Linked DNA regions of Homo sapiens: region 2 is linked to region 1. The links are chromatin loops, found by intact Hi-C in ENCODE. Cell type or tissue: mammary epithelial cell. All regions are shown on one strand.

Evidence for each region. Peaks named below come from ENCODE experiments on the same cell type or tissue, not always from the same donor. Only the 100,000 strongest peaks of a DNase experiment are listed, where the experiment ranks them.
Region 2: it touches region 1 in a loop (6-fold over the local background); 5 of 110 quality-filtered maps call a loop at or near these places.

Annotation. Positions count from the first base shown.
Region 1 is chr17:41,056,968-41,064,967 of GRCh38, reverse strand. KRTAP2-3 (keratin associated protein 2-3) reads left to right here and starts at 4,854. Exons shown (of 1, transcript NM_001165252.2): 1 at 4,854-5,728. The coding sequence starts at 4,918. The coding sequence ends at 5,304. RefSeq lists enhancers at 4,535-5,109, 5,110-5,684. In mammary epithelial cell, no CTCF peak of the experiment used is centred here; DNase peaks (open chromatin) are centred at 2,757, 4,557 and 5,507; H3K27ac peaks cover 2,374 bases.
Region 2 is chr17:40,950,581-40,958,580 of GRCh38, reverse strand. KRT39 (keratin 39) reads left to right here. Exons shown (of 7, transcript NM_213656.4): 7 at 1-164. All of the region lies in intron 1 of LOC107985072 (a long non-coding RNA gene), which reads right to left. Among named protein-coding and RNA genes, the nearest start is that of KRT39, 12 kb to the left of the region's middle. RefSeq lists enhancers at 847-2,046, 3,945-5,144. In mammary epithelial cell, no CTCF peak of the experiment used is centred here; DNase peaks (open chromatin) are centred at 1,630, 4,490 and 5,720; H3K27ac peaks cover 7,278 bases.

The sequences.
Region 1 (8,000 bases):
GGAATTGTTTATCAAGGGACCTCCAGTTGACAGGTGCTGCCTGATTAGTGATGAACAAGCTACATGCCTTGTATCCAAGAAGCTTATGGTCTAATGGAATAGACAAAAGGAAAGACAATGTTCATGAAGAGGGGTAGAAGTGGGAATAGCATATGCCAAGCCCAGAATGACCACTGGTAGTAAACTGACCAGCACAGCGCATCTCATCTTCTTACCACAGTTCCTAGAGTAGCATTTTTCAAAGTGTGGCCCATGCGTCATACACAATAGAATCTCTTGCAATTGCCTATTAAAATGCACATTCTTAGGCCCCAAACCAAACCTAATGAATCAAAATCTCTGGGAGTGGGGCCCAAGGCTGTTTATTTTCTATCACTTCCATGTAATTCATTAGAATTTCAGGACCATTATTTCAGAGGAAGACCAGGATTTGAGCTCCTTGAGGGCTTAACAAGCATGGCCTGGAAGCCTTCCAAGAATAGTCACAAGGACAAGCCACAATGAAGACACCCAAAGTGAAGAAAAAAATGTAATATAATAATAAGTATGAAACAGCACCTGCTAAACTGTAATCAGAAGAATCGGTTTGGCAGAGAAGTGAATGTAAATGAATGTGCAAAAAAACAGTATCTTGAGTTTGTCATAGGTGGAATAAAATGACAACAAAAAAAGAGAGACAAAAAGTAAGAGATAAGGGATGAATAAAAAGTGAAGAGGGGAGGCAAGGCAATGAATAGGAGGAAGAGTGAAGAGGAAGATGATGGAGATGATGAGAAAGACAGAAGAGGAACAGAGACAGGCACTAGGATTCCTGGTACAAGTATTTGGTATTTGAAGATGTTACAGGAGAGCTAGGCCAGTCCTCAGATTACCCATGTGGCTAGGAAGTGTGTGCACATCAGGTGGTCTGCTGCCTGTCCTTTGCCCATCTCTATAGATCCATGTCTCACTGCTCCCCACTAAGATTCACTTCAAGCAACACTGACCTTATAGTTATTAAACATTTGCAGTTCCAAATGTTTCGCTTTTCCTCATGTTCTTTCACTTATCTGTTCTTTTACACACTCTTTCTCTTCACCTTCATCACCTACTTAACTCTGATTCATTTCCAAGATTCAATTCAGTCTTCTCCAGTAGTCCTGTCCCAACCCCTGTATCACACAAACACATGTGCAAATGCATACACACACACACACACACACACACACACATACAGGTTAGGAGCTCTCAGCAAGTTCCAATAGCTTACCTCCCTCCCCATAAGGCATTGTATTGAGATTATATGTTTTTTTGCCTCCAAGGAGGGGACCACAGTTTGTTTTTGGCTTCCAATACTGAGCTCAAAGTTTAATACGTAGCCGGTACTTAATTTCTGTTTGTTTAGTTGTCAAAATAAAAGGAAATTGTCTTTACCACAAGAATTTTAAAAGGTAGATAATTATTTAAAGAAAAAATTTTGGCATTAGTGTAACTTAACCTCTCTGACTCTCGAGTTTTCTCATCCGCAAAATGGGAAAAGCAACATTTACCAATGTAGATTGCTAGGGAAGTTAAATAACAATTATAACTTTTTATGTATGCAAGATGCCTGGCACATAGTTAAATGCCCAGTAACATTCATTTATATTCCTTGTGGAGCATTTGGACATCACTGTATCGAACAGGCTCAAAAGATGTGCTATCTACTACATATCAACTCACTGGGAATGGGAACAAATTCAGGGGAGGGCTTTACTAACCAAACTTAAATTGTAATTTTTTTTCAGGATAGTCTACATCTACCAGTAGGAATAGATTTTCTAATAAATATAATGAAGAAGGCAAAAAAAAAAACCCACAACAACTTGGCATCAGATTAAGGCTGTCTCAGAATGAAAATAATCTTTAAAAATTCATTCTACAAGTCCACAGGAATGAGTCCTAGATTATAGGATTTATGAATAGGAGTGCAGCATCAGGTAAAAGAAGGATTGAGCAACATGTAAGTATCTGATGGTTCGACTCTTTCTTTCACATTGAACCTTCCAAGGGAATTAAACAACTCAAAGCTGTAATAGACCTCAAAAGATTACTTTGCCTTCCCTGACTTTAGGCAAATGAATATCTAAAAAACTCAGATGAAATTTTTAAAAAAATTCTAGCAACAAATTCCACCAGTCCCCTGATCATTTAGTTTTTCTGTCTCTCACAACTAAACTCTTTTCTTTTCTAATTATATCTAATTAATTATATCCCTTTCTCTGTCTTCCATGTTTGTATGGATTTTATGATAAGCCAGCCTCTGAAGAACACCAGGCACCGAAGACTCTGCCCATTTTACAGATGAGGAAACCTGGCTAAGGGTAAGTCATTTACTCTAAGTTAGACAACTGCAAAGAGGTGGAGAAAGGACTGGAATCCTTCTTTATCTTCTCCATTTTCCTCCTGCCCTGTGCCCGTCAATATTCCCCATCCCATCCCTGACTCTTATGATTGGAGGATATTTTTAAGATTATTTCTGAGAACGAAGTCCTTAAGGAATGTATTTTCTAATTTTAGAATTTTAATAATTTTCCTAACATCTAGTGGCTTCCAGACTAGTTCCTAACAAAATATAATTCATAAAACTATTAAGAAGAGGGCATGGCCCACCATCACAAGAGGTCACCAACACTACATTCTTTATCTATCCAACTACAAAAATCTCACAAGTTATTTTCACTGTGCTTCAGATTTACTTGTTTCCATCCTGGTGATTATGCACTTGAAGAATGTGTGGAACTTGAATAACATGACTAAAAAAGTCCATGTGGTAAAGACCAGGGATACATCTCTTGTCCAATAGCTTAGGACTATTAATGTGCTACAGCAAGGGAGACCACATGGCTGAGGACCATGGGGCATCCTCCCAAACAAAGGAGGAGAAATGTTATTATAAAATGTTGAGGAATGGTGGGGTAAAATTACGTGACATAGTGTTTTCATAGGCTCAAGAAAAACAGGGCTGTGTATAAAAAATAATTAACACCAGACCTGAGCTGTGAAACAGACTTATGGTCCTCTTTCACTGGAAACTGTATAGTTGAGACAAATGGGGAATGTTGTGTCTGCAAGTCACTTGTCTGAAATTCTGTACCTGGGTTGGGTACTGAGGTTGCTTCTCTGTCCAGATGACTTAGATCCTGTCTAGGCAAGAGTGAAATGTTTCCTTCTTACTGATGTGGCTTGGAAGAGCAAGGTTTCTAACAGCCTATAATTTTAGAAAACAGTATTTCTTAGTACTGTGTTCTTTTGTTAACAAAAGCAGTGGATTTACAGACATATTTCTCTTTTTAGTTTGGCATCTCTGTATACATTCCAAAACAAAGAACAGAATGCTAAACCATGTATCAAGTGAGTACTTATTTTATTTCACTAAAGGGAATAAAACTTTTTAATAACTACTGCTACATGTTATCTATTTTGAGTGACTCCGAGTTGGAAAAAGACTGGGAGACATCACCAGTGTTTCTACTCCACAGAAGACCTGTGGTATTGCTAAATATTTGCCACTCTTTGATCCGTACGACTTTGGAGGAATTCATTTTGTAAATCTGGTCTTCCAAAAACTGTGATGGACTATGATGGATCATAGACTCAAAGGACTTCAAAGATCAGGGATATGATAGACCAAAGGGTGTATTTTTAAAAAGAGAAAACAAAACAAAACACACCTCAGAGGTAAATTTGCACTGAAGACCATCAGCATTCCTTGGACAATGTTATCTTTAATCTACCTTCCAACTCTAAATTTATTTTCTGTATTCCTATTCATCTTTGCTATGGCTGGAAAAGACAAAGCTATTTTATTGGTCACCAGCTAAACTAATTCCCCTTGTCTTTTTCATAATGCCACCTTCCCACCTCATAAACAAACAAAACCCTCAGCCAACAAACTAAAGAAGCTGTGACAGAAAGATAATTGATTCCTTTGTAGATATTGTCCATAGATTTTTAAGTATGTAATACAAAGTGCATATGTCAAAGCAAGAAAGCAAGAAATAGCCCAATTTCAATTTTATTTCTAGGTCAATAATCAGGGAAGGGCATTCAGAAAGGCACAGAATGAATGAAATCCCCATTTAGTTTGACCTTATTGTTCCCAGAAAAGTTCTTTCCCTTTAATTGCTTGATTTATCTTTGTCTTGCCTTACTAAAAGTTATGATTACTATGTGATAGGAAACTATTTGAAAGCTATTTTTCTTTCCTTTCCCCCTCCACCCCCAAATAGTACAGTACCATCTACATAATAAGTGTCTCATAAGTGTTAATGAGTTATAAACCAACTCAGATTACTAAAATAAAATCAGTCTAGCAGCTTTGGTGATGATTTTCTTATAAACAAGGTTAGGCACTGTGTCATTAAACACTGGGCCATTCTTTCCATAGCAGAATCAATACACATCTGCTCTTATGAGCCATTTTGGTTTTTAAGAAATTCTTGCTTGATCTCAATGCCAATCAGAAACCCAGCCTGTGACTCATGAACATTCCAGTCCCATGCTTAAGTCACGGATGGCAGCGAACAAGAGGAAAGTGTGATGGTGGCTGGATTCTTCAAACTTGCACCTTCTCACATGGCATGGCCTGGAAGGACTAGCTGATAGATGAGCAATTGTTCTGATGATATACATGACCAGGTATTCCGTTCTAGGGAAAAAGTAGACAGGTAGAAAACAAAGCATTCTTTAGTGATTTAGGGATCGCTGCCTCAGCAGTTAAATCCAGAGTTCTCATTTCAACGGGCAGCTACAACTCCAGGAAATGACCTCATGTCCTGGGGGTCATCAGCATCCAGCTAGGATATATAAAGGGCCCAGAGTGGAACGAGGACATTCACACCTGAGAACATCCAGCTCCTCTCAACAGCCCAACCCACACCAGCCTCAGACACCACCATGACCGGCTCCTGCTGCGGCTCCACCTTGTCCTCCCTGAGCTACGGGGGAGGCTGCTGCCAGCCCTGCTGCTGCCGCGACCCCTGCTGCTGCCGCCCCGTGACCTGCCAGACCACCGTGTGCCGCCCCGTGACCTGCGTGCCCCGCTGCACGCGCCCCATCTGCGAGCCCTGCCGCCGCCCGGTGTGCTGCGACCCCTGCTCCCTGCAGGAAGGCTGCTGCCGCCCCATCACCTGCTGCCCCTCGTCGTGCACGGCTGTGGTGTGCAGGCCCTGCTGCTGGGCCACCACCTGCTGCCAGCCTGTGTCTGTGCAGTCCCCCTGCTGCCGGCCTCCCTGCGGCCAGCCGACCCCTTGCAGCACCACCTGCAGGACCTCCTCCTGCTGAGACCCCACCTCTCCTCTCAACGCACGAAACATTCCCAGGTGCACAGAAGCTTGTGCAGACTCTTCTACCCCTTCTGGATCAGATGAGAGACTCCACCTTTGCAGCCTAGCTGATCCTCAAGCACGAATTCAACAATAACATCCTATCTATTTCCCCACATAATTATGCAGCTAATCCTGGCCCTCTCTGACAATCTTGAGAAAAATTCCAGCTTTCATCATTCGAATTCCTGGCTTGAAAAAAAAAACGAGTAAATAAAAATCAAAGCTCCTCTTGAATAGAACTCTGTCCCACTGACTCATCACCCTTTTTTCTACTGTTTCAAGGTTCTCAGATGAGATTTTTTTCTTCCAGGATAATACTATTTGTATGCTGTATTTTTGCACTGTAAAAAAAAATAAAATTATATTTCTGGGGAAGCAAACATTTCTTTTTATTTATTGTTTATTGCTCTTCAAAAGCTCATATTTAGCTTACATTACAGCATGCAGAACCAGAAGAACGAAAGGAGAGATTTTCTAAGGGCCATTTTTGAGCTTTAGAATAGGAACAACTCAGGTGGAAGGTCTATAATTTTAATAGCATTTCAAATAAATCTGATCATCTCATGATTCACCTTCATATTTCGAGTCGCAGGTTTTATGGTGATGCTGACGAAATGGTGAGACTACAGTAGGTCTCTGTAAACATAAACTTGACTTATGAATAATTCACACACATGATAAGGGGGAGGAAGTCTAAGCTAAGTTATAGCCCTATTTGTTCACCAATGTAGGAAACTGTACGGTAATTGATGTCAAACAAGACCTGGGAATCCCTAGCCACTGAACATCCTATGCTGGAGGAACCACTATCCCATCTTCTCCATGGTTCCCGTCAGCACCACCATGGCCAGTTCTACTTCCAGTGGAGTGGCTGCTGCTGAGAAGACAGGGAGAAATGAAGCCTTGGTTGTAATCATCCTAGTTTTGAGCTCCGCATACATCTTAACCATTTAAACAACTGCAATGCGGTTGAAATGCTGATAACATTAATCCATACTGCATATATTTTTGATTTTGTTAAATACTTGTATGTTGGTAAGGAAGGCTAACCACTATCATTTTCCTGATAAATATCTTTTTAGTTCCTAGCATGTGATAGAAAAGAGATTTCTTTGATTGTTCAGCATGTATTCCTGGGCATATCTACCTGCCCATTGAGAGAAGTGAGGCAAGGGAAGCTTTGTGAGGGCAGGGGTCTTTAGTCTTTTTAATTTAAATTTATTTCAAGTTCAGGGGTACATGTGCACGTTTGTTATATAGGTAAATTGTGTGTCACAGGGTTTTGGTATACAGATTATTTCATCACCCAGGTAATAAGCATAGTAACAGATGGCCAGGTGCAGTGGCTCAAGCCTGAAATCCCAGCACTTTGGGAGGCTGAGATGGGTAGGTCACTTGAGGCCAGGAATTCAAGACCATCCTGGCCAACATGGTGAAACCCTGTCTCTACTAAAAATACAAAAAGTAGCTGGGCATGGTGGCATGCGCCTGTAATCCAAGCTACTCAGGAGGCTGAATCAGGAGAATCGCTTGAACCTGGGAGGCAGAGGCTTTGGTGAGACAAGGTTGCGCCACTGCACTCCTGCCTGGGTGACAGAGTGAGACTCTGTCTCAAAACTTAATTAATTAATTAATTTAATTAAACAAAAGCATAGTAACAGATAGATGGTTTTTTTATCCTCACCCTCTTCCCACCATCTGCCCTCAAGTAAGCTTCAGTATCTGTTGTTCCCTTATTTGTGTCCATATGTACTCAATGTTTAGCTACCACTTATAAGTGAGAACATGCCGTATTTGGTTTTCTGTATCTGTGTTAGTTTGCTTAGGATAATGGCCTCCAGCTTCATCCACATTGCTACAAAGGACATAATTTCCTTTTTTATGGCTGTATAGTATTCCATGGTGTATGTGTACCACATTTTCTTTATCCAGTCCACCCTTGATGGGTATTTAGGTTGATTCCATATCTTTGCTACTTTGAACAGTGCTGCAATAAACATATGCATGTATATGTCTTTATGGTAGAATGATTTCAATCCCTCTGGGTCCATACCCACTAATGGGATTGCTGGGTTGAATGGTAATTCTGTTTTAAATACTTTCAGAAATTGCCAAACTGCTTTCCACAATGGCTGAGCTAATTTACATTGAGGGCCAGGATCTCGACTAACTTTGTTCACTACTAGATTCCCACTGATCTGCACGATATTTGGCACATTGAGTATAATCAGAAATGATGTGTTGAATGATAAATGAGTAAGTTCTAAGGGGATTGGTTAAAACAGAGAAAGACATTATCATTCCATCCCAACTCTCAACTCATGCTGGATATGCATATTCTTAAAATAAAACAATAAACCAATCATGAAGAAAGATCTTTTTTCTGGAAATATGGTAAAAGTTTCTCAACAAGAAGACTGTTATATTCAAAAACTTTACATTTGCAGTACGTGCACAATGGAGTTTTATCTTTTTTAACGGTTTGGTAATTAACCAATGGATAGGCTCACAAGTCTAATTTCTTTCTATATATTCTTGATCACTGTTTTCAAAATTCGTTAAGTACATCTGTTTTTCTCCTCTCAGAGTTTTTCTTGTTAGCCTTCTAGAGACCTCCTTATTTAAAAGTGTTTTCTCAAATGGACAATGCCT
Region 2 (8,000 bases), 110 kb after region 1:
GACCCACATTTATGAAACAGAGGCCAATACATGCTCCTGCCAGAGAGGTTTAAGAAAACTCCCCAGTCCCTTAAGGTACTTAGTTTCTTACTACTACAGCGGGTCCCCATTGCTAGGTAGAATATCTTTTATTCTGCTCCTTCCCTAACTCACCACTGCTAACATGATAATAAATTACATTTCTCTGGAAGGATGTTTTGCATTTATCTGAGGGATGGGAACTGATTTGTAAGCACCCAGGAAGATGGCCTACATTGCTTGACTACCCAGGTGATTGATGGGCAGGTCTCTCTCTTGTTTACTCAGGCCTTGTTTACCGACATTCCTCCTTAGAGCCAGTCAGACAAGTTTAGGGTTGTTTTTGGCCACCGGCACCTGAAGGTGAAAAGCTACAACCTTCCCTTCTAAATGTCTTTGGATACAGAAAGAAACATATATGGGAACAGTATAAATAGGGGAAAAGATCTTTAATATTTAATTCACTTGTGTAGATAGTCACGAGTATGGATCCTATTAAACTCTGCTGTCTTAATTATGATTTATCTATACTAACATACTTTACCTTTCCAAAGATATTTTTTTAAATGTCCATGGTCTCCAAAACTTTGTGACCTATTAGGCTCTCCAAATATTTTATTTGAGAATCAGATAAGTTGTGGGGAGTGAATCTAGAACACTTTGAAGAAATAGCATGGGTCTTTTCATTAAACATTTGCTATTTCTCTTTCTATTCTTTAGGGAATGGGAGTTTGTTCTGATTGTTTGACAAGGAACATTTAGCTGGAATTCTCAAGAAATAACCCTTCTTCCCCTCCCTGTGAAGAGTGACAAAGAAAAACATAGCTTAGATTCCTGCTTCAATCTATCCATCAGAGTAAATGGACATAATATCCACACATTTTGCAGAAAAGCAATAGTGAATAATTGCTGCTTGTAAGTGCAAGGCAGTCCCAATGTGAGAAGGCATCATTTATATACCAGCCATCATCACAGCTTCTTACAGGATAGTCTCAGAATATGTAAGTCATTCCTGACAATAATCATTGGACATTGCCAGAGGTTTTAAGAAATAATTCAAAATCAAACACAGATGGGTAGTCAAAAGGCCTGAAGTCCTACACCTGCATTTCCCAGCTGTGACCTTGGGGAAAACATTTAGACTTCATCAAATTTAATTTCTGTGTTTGTTAAATGAGGATCATGCCTACTTCACAGGGTTGTTGTGATGATCAAATGAAATTGTTTATGTGACACTGCTTTGAATGCTGAAAAGCACCACCCAATGTAATTTTTATGTAAGTTTTGCTTTTAGCTACAGCCCTAGACCTATTTTTGTAATTATCTCATTTTAAAATTCTTTCTTCATGAATTTAGTTATCCAGTCATGATTTTGGAGTTTTAATAGTGTTTAACTTTTAGGAGAAAAAAAAACATGATTTCCTGTGATCAGGCCCACAATTCTACTCAATAAAGCATTTTTCAGTTCTTAGGGTATGTATCGCATATCAATGAGTCAATAATGCCTGATGCCCACATCAAAGACACATGCATTGTGTAACTTACAGCTTGATGATTTACTTCCTCCAGACAAGTAGCAACTTACACTAGGCAAGTGGAATGCAGAACTCCCAGAATGACCTCTTTTAAATCAATAATTTCTCTCTCATCTGAGTGGGCAGAGTACCTCCGGTCAGTAGTTAACTGCGTACTATCTCAGGCTGCAGGATGAAAATGTGGAAAGAGCATGGAACTGGGATTCAGAAACCTTGGGACGGAGTCTCAATCCAGCCTGGGCATGTATGACCTCGAGTAAATAGGATATAACAATATAAGCCCTGCCTACCACACGGCTGCAAGGATAAAATGGAATAATAATGGTGAAAGGGTCTCATAAACTGTAAGGTGCTTTGCAGAAGGGCATTCCTATTCCCTATATTTAAACCTAGACACATGTCGTTTCCATCAATACCTTCTTCCTTTCTTTCTGGTTCAGTGCTGGGCCCAGGTGGACCTTGATATATATCATCCACACTAAAATCTGCTCCGAGCTACAAAATTAGGGTTGAGGAATCTCACTGGACTCAAGCTAAGATTGAACTGATGCAGCAGTGCCATTTTCAGTTTATCCTAGAAGTAGGATGCCTTCCTCCTATGGAGAGCAAAATATCCCCCATGCCATTCATGGTTTTAAAAAATATATGATTATAAGCTGCACAGTAAAGAGGGGAGTTAGCCACTCGAAGGCTTGCAGTTTTGTTTTTTTTTTTAAGTGTCTTCTTCGTATAAGAGAATGTAAAACCATTTGCTGGTTGTATGCATGTGGTCAAAACTTTTAAAGGCAATAAGGAGACTGGATTTTTACTAGGAGGCTAAATAAGTATCCTACACAGCCACAGGAGGAAATTTAAGGTTTTATGACAGTTCAGCATAAGTCAGCAGCTAGAGCAGAAAAGGGGCTCGTGGGGAGGGAAAGTGTAATTTTAGCACAGTTCGAAAGACAACCATGAATCAGGAAACACAGCATGGTGTCCAGAGCCTGAGGTCAAATCCTATATCTCTGCTTCTCACTCTGAGGGTCCATAATTATATTTCTTAAAAAGGGAGATATTTTAGATATATTTTTTCTAGATTTTTTTCCTTTCTTCTTGTTGACTCCACTTCATGTCATAGCTAGTTTAAACTCTTCCAAACACAGAGGTAAGTAACCACGCTTCCCCCTTTCTCCTTGCCTCTCACCCCTTAACTGTCCCCCATCACCTGCCCCCATCACACAGCCCACACCCTTTGCATCCTTACTTCCCAGAGCCAATTCCAGCAATTGCTGATCAGAAGAGACTACCCAGAAACTTTTCCTCCAGAGTTCAGTTAGTGGTAACCCCTTACCTGACGTCCCGCCAAAACTTCTCCAGTGTGACCCAGAAGCCACCTGCAATTGCATTAATAGGGGAGTCTGTATCATTCAGATTCCTGGGCCTTACCCCAGACCTCCTGTATCTGCATCTCCAGCTGTGGGACCTGGGAATCCAAATTTTAACAAAAGTCTCAGCTGAAGTGTGTGCACTGAATTAAAAGCCACTGCTTTATCACTGATGGGGGCTTTTGGCTTAAAGATCTGAATGACTTGATGACTTATTTGAGGCTTTTAGATTTGGGCATAGCTTGATAGACAACCACACATGCAGATTCCCCCCTCCTTCGTGTCTATTCGCCTGTTTATAAAATGGAGTTAATCAATAATGACCAATAATTTAATAAATATCATCAACTCATTTAATCCTCACAACCCCATCATGAAGTAGATATTATTAATAGCCCCATTTCACAGATGAGGAAACTGCTGGGCAGAAAATTTAACTGACTCATCCATGCCGCACAATAATGGGATTGAATTATCAGTACTTTTATTTCCTTAGAAAGGTCAAATAGCACCTGATACAAGAACAGAAATAATCTGTAGTAGCAACAGCTTGCTTTTCAACTCTTCAAAGCACCCTTCTCCAGCTCATCACAGCTTCCAGTGAGAATCATCCAAGGAGTCTTTATCCCTCATCCAGAAATGCAGAGAATATGTGGATTTTTGAATGCGGAAGGTATTGGATGGCAGCTAATAGCATTTTTAATGTGAGAGATGGAGAATCTGGGGCACAGAAAGAACAGTAACTGGTCCATGGTACGTGGGTCGAAAAGAGGACCAGTGCTCTTTCTTCTGCTCCTCACTCTCCTTGTTCCCCGTCTTCTGCTCCTCACTCTCCTCGTTCCCAGGCACATCTGTAGTGAACAGGTGTGGACTGAGGCCTAATGTGAAGAACACTGGACCCCAAGACAGTGACCTCAGGCTCTAACTCTCAGAAGTACCATTTGGCTTCTCTGTGCTTAGACTCTGGGCAGTCACCATGGACTCTTCAAAGCTTACGTCCTTAGTTTCTCTTACAAGCTCTGACATTACTTATCATGTCTAGCTTTCTACCTCTGTAAATAAGAACTGACACCAAAAAAAGTCTTCCAACCCCCCCCACCCCACTTTGCCAGTGTCTTTTAAAGGCAATTGGATGGTATCAGTGAGATCTTCATGTCTTTAGAAGATAATGACTCTATGTTGTTATTAATTCCCATAATTTCCATTTTTCAAACAATGAAGAAAAGTATCTTACTCTAGACAGAAACGGATCCCTTACCTGAGTAAGTTTATCCTATTTCTGTCCATTTTGATTTAAAATTAAAGTTTTTATAATGAAAACACATTTTAAAAGCAAACATCCACTTTAAATGAGAGAAGGGGGGAAACATTAAAATTCAAGAGAAAAGGAAAGTGTCCCCAAAGAGAAGAGAATAGGTCATTATTAGGTTAGGAAGAATTTCTAGGCTGAGGCAATCAGCATCCGTGACACAGACTTGGGTTAGTCTCAGGGCAAGCAAACCTTGAATACATTGTTTCAACACTGTGATCAAATGTCTTTTATAGGAAATGAATCCTCTGGGTATTGGGCTGGCTAGAAATATCTGATCAGTGTGTTCATGAATGATTCACAAGTTTCATGGGAACAACCCACGCACCCAGTTCAAATGGGAACAACCCTGTTTGGCAACATTGAAAGGTTTGCTGTAATTATCCTTTCAGGTTAAACATCATATTTGGAGAGCTTTCCTAGGTGATGCTTTTGAGCCACAGGCTACCACTTACATGCACATGGGAAAAAATGTATATCAATGTTTCTAAACATCTTAAGAAGGCATCACAATAGCAAAATTTCTGAATATGTTTTCTTGATCCTCTCTCTCTCTCTCTCTCTCTCTCTCTTTCTCTCTCTCACCCCCCCCCCTCTTTCTCTCTCTCTGGAACAACCCAATAGTCAAGGCGGACATACTAGTCGTACCTGGAGAAAACATCTCAGACAGTAAGATCTCTTACTTTTTTCAGGAGGAGAGCAAGTTTGGGACTCCTTTCTCTTTTTCCTTCTCCAAAAACAAACAAACAAAAAAAACAGAAACAAAAAAGAATCAAAAAGGCCTTTCTGCTAATCCAGAAGCAAAAATTTCCGATATTACAGCTCGTTATGGAGGGCCACTGGGCACGCTAGTGCTCAAGAGTTTCCTGGAAAGGGTTGTATCCACCCATTTGGTATCTGTGGCCCTTAAAGAAACTGCCTAACTCTACTGACCCAGAAGACCTAGAGAGAGACCATGCTTTGGGCTGAACATCTCTAAACATGGGTAGCTGGTCATAAAGAACTACCCATCAACTGTATGTAAGAGTAAAAAGGTCTTCTCTCTGCACTTCTGTGGAGGATAAATGTCTGTCAGCTCATTTTCCATTGACCGGAAAAAAATAACTGTGTTCTCTTCCTTCACTGCCACTTTCTAAGAAACACCCCCTTCCCCACTCCCAGCATAGACTCTGGTTGCAGGGAGAAGTCTCACAGTGGAAGGTAAATAAAATTACTACCCATGTAAGAGGACTCTGTTAAGTTCAGTGGGGAAAGGAGACTAGGATGAAATCTCAGAACAAGCACCCTTTTAAAGGTATTAGAAAAACCTAGAAAAGAACTTTGGCCACCTTTGTTTAAAAAGCAGAATCATGTACTGATTAATAACACATACTTGAATCTAGACCAGCTGGGTCTCTGATTCCCAGCCCTGCCACATACCATGAGATCTTGGGCAAGTTACTTAATCTCTCTATTTCCTCATCTTTAAAATGGGGCTATTAATAGCATCTACTTCATAGGGCTGAGATGACATCATTAATTAATGCATGCAAAGCTCCTAGAGCATGCCTGGCACCCAGTAACCTTGTTAGTAGGATTGCATTATACTGCTTCGTGAAGCTTACTTCAGTTGGCAAAACAATCACATGAGAGCTAATGAATTATTTCACTTGAGCCAAATGACAATGGCATAGTCATGCAAAGCCATTCTGATAACTAATGAAAGTGCTATATTAAGGATAGAACCTTTCTTTTTAAAAGAAAGCTGAGTCACACCTGACCCAAAGTAAAAACCACATAAAGGTCCAACTCTTCTGTTTTCCAGAATGTTAGGGAGCTCAGTTGTAAAGGACCTCTCCATCATGTATCAACCTTCACAATCTTTGCGGCCAGTAGGAAGAAGATAGCCCTGGAGGAGAAGGGAGAACAGTTTGAAGTCATCCCTGTAACAGGATCACTTTTGTGGACAACTGAAATGACAGGGCAATTCAGAGAGGACTGATGGCCCTTCTCCTAGTACAATATCTGTTACCCTTGTCTCTTGTGGCCCTGATGTTTCCTGGAGTCAGGTTATGGTGTCAATGGAGAAAACAGCTGGAAGGCTTCTCCACCGCCAACACATAATAAAAGTAATCACAGATGCACAGAAGCCACAGTGTCTCCTAGGGCCAAAAAGTAGAAAGAGTAATGCTTCTTTCATTCAATTAAAAACTGATTAAATATTATGCCTCTAGACATTGTGCTACATGCTTTACATGAATTATCTCACTCAATTCTCACAATGGCCCTACCATACTATGGTTATTACCACATTACTAACAAGTGAACTAAGGCTTACAGAAGTTAAGTAATTTGCTCAGTGTCACAGCTAGTAAATGTTAAAGTCAAAATCTGAACAAACTCAAATCCTCTATTCCAAATGCCCAATCAATTAAATAATTACTCAAGTTTGAAAATGTCATACATGTAGCCTAATGAAAGCTATAAAGAATTAAAGAAATAATGCTTGTCTTGGAGGTCTAAAGAAGGTGAGCCATATCCCTGGTGGTTCAAGTGGTTAAGAAAATATTTTAAAAAGAGAAAGTGAGCCCTAAAAACACAACACAACAGTGTCCAGCCCAATCCAGGAAGGGGCAACACTGAACTCATGAACACCATCTAAGCACGTGTGGACTTGAGGCAGTTTTTCAACCTCATTCCTCAAGACCCCATATCCCTCTTCTAGTTCCATTTTTGACAAAAGCCTTCATATTACAATTTGGTTTCTCTAATTCTTAGGTACAACAAAGAAGGTGCATTGATTTGCAGTTGGGAACTCTGTGGTTGCAAAATGGATCATCTTTCAATGTTAAATTAATAAGTTTGCATTCTGTCTCTTTCATCTGGCACTTAAAAGTCAGGTTACTCTGAGTCAGCTCCTGAGAATCCCTTTGGTTCTGGTGCACTAATAACCCACCAGCCTAAGAACAGACATAGACCACTGTGACTTCACAAGAAAGTATCACCTTGTGAAGTTCTGCTTTGGAGACCAGATGACCTAACTCAACAGCATCTTCATCTCTTCTCATTCTAACCACAACAATTAGGCTGTTGGATTTGTGTGAAGTTTATTGCTAGAAGATTGGCACAGTATAGCCCTGCTCTACTAGATATAAAGCCAAGAGGTCTTGAATGGAGAAGCATTGGGAAAGTGTAGGTCTCATTTCTAACTAGTTCATATTCATGGCGAGCATAGGCTCAAAACAATGAATGCCGGATATTCATGTTTCCAACAATTTGTGGCTTCATCAGCAATTGTGGGCTGCCAAAGCTGCAGGGGACTTCCTGGTTTTGACCCATCCCAAGAGTAACAGGACACAAGGCTGATAGGATGAAATATCCAAAGTCCACCCCCAGGATTCCATTTTTTTTCTTTTTTTTTTTTTGAGACAGAGTTTTGCTCGTGTTGCCCAGGCTGGAGTGCAATGGCACGATCTCGGCTCACCGCAACCTCCACCTCCTGGGTTCAAGTGATTCTCCTGCCTTGGCCTCCCAAGTAGCTAGGATTACAGGCATGCGCCACCATGCCCAGACAATTGTGGTTTTTTTTTTTTTTTTTAGTAGAGACAGAGTTTCTCCACGTTGGTCAGGCTGGTCTCGAACTCCTGACCTCAGATGATCCACCTGCCTTGGCCTCCCAAAGTGCTGGGATTACAGGTGTGAGCAACCACACCCACTGCCCCCCCCCACCCCCACAGGGTCCCTTTTAAGAAAGGCTACAAATTATAATTAGAGGGATGGTAATCAGAAATGAAA